2 separate regions of the Homo sapiens genome follow, and region 2 is linked to region 1. Evidence: chromatin loops called from intact Hi-C (ENCODE). Cell type or tissue: GM12878. All regions are shown on one strand. Each heading gives the region's core, and the rest is flanking DNA. Links, peaks and the distances in the headings are about the cores only.

The links. Hi-C counts contacts between places; a loop is a spot of excess contacts. Peaks named below come from ENCODE experiments on the same cell type or tissue, not always from the same donor. Only the 100,000 strongest peaks of a DNase experiment are listed, where the experiment ranks them.
Region 2: a loop joins it to region 1, with 10 times the contacts of the local background. A loop is called at or near these places in 21 of 110 quality-filtered maps.

The regions. Positions count from the first base shown.
Region 1 is chr15:84,877,284-84,880,191 of GRCh38, reverse strand. No RefSeq gene overlaps it. Among named protein-coding and RNA genes, the nearest start is that of SLC28A1, 5.9 kb to the left of the region's middle. In GM12878, for the core only: a CTCF peak has its summit at 1,476 (motif pointing right); no DNase peak of the experiment used is centred there.
Region 2 is chr15:84,653,307-84,656,214 of GRCh38, reverse strand. It overlaps WDR73 (WD repeat domain 73), which reads left to right and starts at 1,932. Exons shown (of 8, transcript NM_032856.5): 1 at 1,932-1,981; 2 at 2,516-2,583. The coding sequence starts at 1,941. NMB (neuromedin B) reads left to right here. Exons shown (of 3, transcript NM_021077.4): 3 at 806-1,083. The coding sequence ends at 841. RefSeq lists enhancers at 1,946-2,185, 1,612-2,579. In GM12878, for the core only: a CTCF peak has its summit at 1,318 (motif pointing left); DNase peaks (open chromatin) are centred at 1,304 and 1,864; H3K4me3 peaks cover 1,778 bases; H3K27ac peaks cover 1,175 bases.

The sequences.
Region 1 (2,908 bases), core at 247-2,746:
AGGAAAGAAAGAGAGAGAGAGAGGGAAAGAAAAAGAGAAAGAAAGCGAAGAAAAGAAGAGTCCCAGTGAAATTTCTCTGTCAGCGAGAGCCAACACAGCAGGATGCCTGATGGATCTTATGCAGATTCCTTAGCCTGAGATGGGGATTCTGTTCAAGTGATTTATTGGGGGAGTGTTCTTGGGAGAAGGGGATAAGGGAGGCAGAATAGGGCCAAGGGAAGAAGCAGCAGTGTGGTCTCGGCTGGGGCTTGGCTTTAGTCTGATCCCACAGAGACACCCTAGAGCCCAAACTCTCCCATGGAGTTAGTTCCACTTTGAGGTGAAGCAAGGACAGCCTTTCGTAGCAGTGCTAGTCATGGGCCAAGGATGGGGGCAAGGATTAAGAGTGGAAGTGGGGATTGCCTCCCGGGTGAGGTGGCTTCCATTTGGCTCAGGACAATGCTTCAAAATGTATGTTTTTGGAGCAGTTGATTCTTATTCTCTGAGCGACCCCAGCATGCTTCAGAGAAGGGGCAGCTGTGAGTTGCTACCAACTAACAGCGCCTGGGGGATGGGTTCCCCGCGGTAAAGGGCATCTGGGCAGGGCACCAGCAGCATCCACTACAGGTAGGAATAGATTGCTTCTGTTGGCTGGAAGCCAGGTGCAGGCTCCTGTGGACCACTGCAGGCATGGGCCCATGACCAGGCAGGGCTTCTCCCCCATAGGCATTCTGCCTGCCTTAAAGTGGGTGAGTCTTAGGGAGGACCCTGGCTTTGTCCACAGCTTCATTCCGATGAGAATCTTTATCAGGGGTTTGGTGGAACCAAGGCAGTTTAGTGTGAAACCAGAGTATTTAATTTGGTTAGAACTGTCAGCTGGCTGGACTCCACGGGAAAGTGTCCCAAGCTGGGCCTGGATGAACTACTCCAACCACTCAAAAGCCAGTGGCCAGGCCGAGCACGGTGGCTTACGCCTGTCATCCTAGCACTTTGGGAGGCTGAGGTGGGAGGATCACTTCAGGTTAGGAGTTCAAGACCAGCCTGGCCGACATGGCGAAACCCTGTCTCTACTAAACATACAATAATTAGCCAGGCATTGTGGCACATGCCTGTAATCCCAGGTACTCGGGAGGCTGAGGCAGGAGAGTTGCTTGAACCCTGGAAGTGGAGGTTGCAGTGAGCCGAGATTGTGCCAGTGCACTCCAGCCTGGGTGACAAAGCGAAACTCAATCTCGTAAAAAAAAAAAAAAGTCCAGTGGCCAGAGCGGTTGACTGGACACTACCTCAGCCCAGAAATCCATGTGGTCATGTCCTGTTGAAACTCTACCATGAGGAATGTGTCTCAAATTCCAGGTTGAGGGTCCTTCACCCTTGTGTGTGCTGTGTCCCCTGAGGCCCTTTGGAAATAATGAGAAAGGGCCATCTCTGAACCCCATCAGTTCTGAGATCAGACAGTGCCTCATGGGAAGTGAGTTTCCAGGGCCTCTGGGTGTCAGTAGGGGGCGCCTCCTGTCCAGAGGTAGCTCCAGCCCAAACACCAAGAGCCTCTTCAAGACAGACACTGCCATCCCACTGAATTCCAGACATCTTGCATCCGCCACTGAAACTTAACAACGCAGCTCAGATTTGCCTTGGTTGAGAGGGACCCAATCCACTAAGGCAGCTCCTGAAGCAGAAGGAGGTGGTTGGAGTCGCTCTGCTGGCCTTTCCATTTTAAGAAAGGTCCAAATAATGGACCAGCAAAGGAAGTTGAACAGAAGCTCACCACTAGACAGGCTTGGGGAGACCAGAGCCCAGGAAGCCAGAGGCCAACCCCGTTGTCCCTCAAATCCCACCAATTACAAACAAGTCATTCTTGTTTTTCCACTTCTGGTAGCAACTTCTTTTTTTTTTTTTTTTTTCTTTTTTGAGACGGAGTGTCACTCTGTCACCCAGGCTGGAGTGCAGTGGTGCGATCTTGGCTCACTGCAACCTCCGCCTGCTGAGTTCAAGCAATTCTCCTGCCTCAGCCTCCCGAGTAGCTGGGACTACAGGCACGTGCCACCATACCCAGCTAATTTTTTGTATTTTTGGTAGAGACTGTTTCCCCATGCTGGCCACGCTGGTCTCGAACTCCTGACCTCGTGATCCTCCTGCCTTAACCTCCCAAAGTGCTGGGATTACAGGCATGAGCCACTGTGCCTGGCCTCTGGTAGCAACTTCTATACATAAAATAGATAATAGATACATAGATGATAGATCTTAAAATATCAATATAGGTACTATTTTTATTAATTTACTTATCTTCTATCTATCTATCTATCTATCTATCTATCTATCTATCTATCTATCTATCTATCTATCTATCATGTATTCATTTACTGTTGCCCAGGCTGGAGTGCAGTGGCGTGATTATGGCTCATTGCAGCCTGAATCTCCTGGGCCCAAGTGATCCTCCTGCCTCAGCCTCTCAAGTAGCTGGAACTACAGTCACACGCCACCACACCTGGCTAACTTATTTTTTGCAAAGACAGGGTTTCACTATGTTGTCCAGGCTGGCCTCAAACTCCTGGGCTCAAGTGATCCTCCTGTCTCAACCTCCCAAAATGTTAGGATTGCAGGCATGAGCCATAGTACCCAGCCTTTATTTTCAACTTTAGACATTATCTATTGACTCTCTATATAACAAAGATTTAGCTTTATATTACTATTCTCAGTTCTTCTCCTCATAATATTCCACTGGGGATTAATTATTCCTCCTGTGTCGGCTGGCAGGGCAGAGCAGAGAGCTGGAGGAGCCTGTTTCGATGACATCCTGGAGCTGCCGTGCCAGCCCTGGGTGGACCAGGTACAGATCTCCTACTGCCTACAGACTTCATCCTGAGGAAGAAATAACTTTGTCTTATTTAAGATCACTGTCATTCAGGGCTCTGTGATTTCCTGTTGTGGC
Region 2 (2,908 bases), core at 326-2,825, 220 kb after region 1:
TACTTAGTAGCTGTATGACCTTAGAAATGTCCCTTAACTTCTCTAAAGCCTCAATATTCTTCACCCATAAAATGAAGATAATAAGGCCCATCTCCCATTAAATGAGACCATTTATGTCAAATGCTCAGCATGGTGCCTGGCTCATAGACAGCCCTTAGTAGATGCGAGCTCTTATCAGTCTGTGAGCTCCCTGGCGGCACCTGTTGTAGACTCGCCTTCATATCCCCCAGTGTGCCTAGCATATAGTGTGTGCATTTTGAAGGGAGAGGCATTCCCTAGAAAAGGTCCAACCCAGCCTCAACCAACATCCCTGACTTCCTGAGGCACAGAACCAGCAGCCCCTGAGGACCTCAGATGTAAGGCCTAGGAGCTTGGGCTGGCTGAGTCTGAAGGGAAACAATGTCACCTCTAATGCCCTTGGTTTTGAAGCTCTGACACATGCAGACCAACTAGAGAATCTCAGAAGCAGCAGTGCCTACGTCTGGGGCTTCAGAGTGAGGTCTGGGGCAGAGCTGGGGTGGGGGAGTGAGGACGCTGACACTAGCCCAGCACCAAGCACTGTATTTGGATTTTCTTCCACGATCTTCTTTGACTGTCATGACCACCCTGGGTGGTTGGGGCTGTGTTCTGAGAAAACTACTGCCCCGACCCCTCCAAGGCAATTCAGGGTGCTCTGGGGCCTGCCTCAGCTGACAGCCTGCTGGTGCCCACCTCTGCAGACATCTGGCACTTAGGAATGGCAGGATGCCCCTATCTTTATCAGGAGCCCCTCCCTGGCTCAATTCTTCTGTATGTTTCTCTTCAGTACAGGAGGCTGCTGGTACAAATACTGCAGAAATGACACCAATAATGGGGCAGACACAACAGCGTGGCTTAGATTGTGCCCACCCAGGGAAGGTGCTGAATGGGACCCTGTTGATGGCCCCATCTGGATGTAAATCCTGAGCTCAAATCTCTGTTACTCCATTACTGTGATTTCTGGCTGGGTCACCAGAAATATCGCTGATGCAGACACAGATTATGTTCCTGCTGTATTTCCTGCTTCCCTGTTGAATTGGTGAATAAAACCTTGCTCTTTACATACAATGCCTGGTCCTCTCCTTTCACCCGTCTTTTAGGGGATGGGAGGAAAAGGGGGCTGGAGGGCAGAGTGTTCAGTGAGATGGGGCTGGCTCAAAAAGTCCAGAATACCCCATGCCATGGCACCAGCCTGGCACTGACTCTGGCCTCCTACCCATTCATTCAGCAAGCAAATAACGCCTGTTGCATGCCAGGCTTCGTGCCAGGCGCGGGGTTCTACTCTCATCTCTGCCACCTACTGGCGCAGGCAAGTGTCACTAGTTTCCTCGCTAGTAAAAGGGGGCTGCAGACACTACACTGCCGGGCTTTACTCAATACCCCCGCCGGACTTGGAGGGGAGCGCCGAGTTGGGATCCAGACCCTGCCGGCCGCTTCCTCTCTTCTCTGGCCGTCAGAAGGGTTGCCAGCGTTAGCAAATAAAAATACTGGACACCCAGTTAAATTCGAATTTCAGATAAACAATAATTTTATCTAATAAAATGTACCAAATATTGCATGAACATACTCGTAAGAAAGAAATTATTCACCGTTTTTCTGAAATTCGAATTTAACCGGGCGGTCCTGTATTATTTCTGGCCTTGGAGCATTCATTGCCCCTCTCTTGGGCTGCAAACACCTGGCCCTAAAACGGGCGATCATTTGGTCCTCAGGTCCTGCTTGGAGCTGACAGCGGGAAAGTCCCGATTTCAGGTCACTTTTCCCGGAGCTTTCGCGGAGAAAACCCGTAACCCACCCATGCCGGGCCGCAGCTCAGCCTGTTAACCCCGCCCCTAACGGGAGGCCCTGCCCACATCTCGCGAGAGCCGCGCGGCCCCCGAAGGCTCGCAGGCGGAAGTGAGACGCCGGAAGCGGTCGTTGCCATGGATCCTGGGGACGACTGGCTGGTGGAATCCTTGCGCTTGTAAATCGTACGGGGCTGGGACATGGGAGCTGGGCCTGGAGCTTGCCTGGCGGGCGGATGGGTGTGGGTGGAGGCACGTTGGGGATCCTGGTGCAGAGTGGGCCAGCTGTGGCCTCGGGGCTCGCCACCGTGGAGGACTCCGCCTGGGCCTAGGCCCCCATCTCTAGGAAATGGCTCCTTCCTGCGTGCGCGCGTTGTGAGATTACTAGTAAGAGCCGCGCTTGTGAAGACGCAGTGCCCAGTTAGTTTGCGCCAGCCTCTGAGTTCAGCTCAGAACACAGATGATCTCATTGATTCCTCACGTCAACCTTGGGAAATCTGGGTACCCTGGGACGTCCACACATGAGGACCGAGGCTCAGGGACATCAAGGGACTGGCCTGGTCCCAGAAACAGGGAGTAAAATGGGAAGTAAACTCAGTCCCACGTCTGCCTGACTCCAGAGTTTGGGCCACTGAACCATGCGGCTGCCATCTTGGAGTTCTTTGAGCTGTGAAGTGCTGTGCATCGTGTGATTCTGTGTCCCTTTTGTGCAGGTACCAGGATTTCTATGCATTCGACCTGTCAGGAGCCACTCGAGTCCTTGAATGGATTGATGACAAAGGTGGTATACCTTTCTAGCCCTGAAGGAGAGGGAATCTCACTCCTGAGCTGGGTTTCAGGAGCTAAGCCTAGAGGGACCCAACCCACTCTTCTGGGCACCTGAGAGTCACTTGTAGCAATTTGATGCCCCATCAGCACTAATATTCCTCTTATTAAGATCTCTGACCGGGAGCAGTGGTTCACGCCTGTAATCCCAGCACTTTGGGAGGCCGAGGCAGGCGGATCACCTGAGGTCAGGAGTTCGAGACCAGTCTGGCCAACATGGTGAAACCCCGTCTCTACTGAAAATACAAAAATTAGCCGGACGAGGTGGTGCACACCTGTGT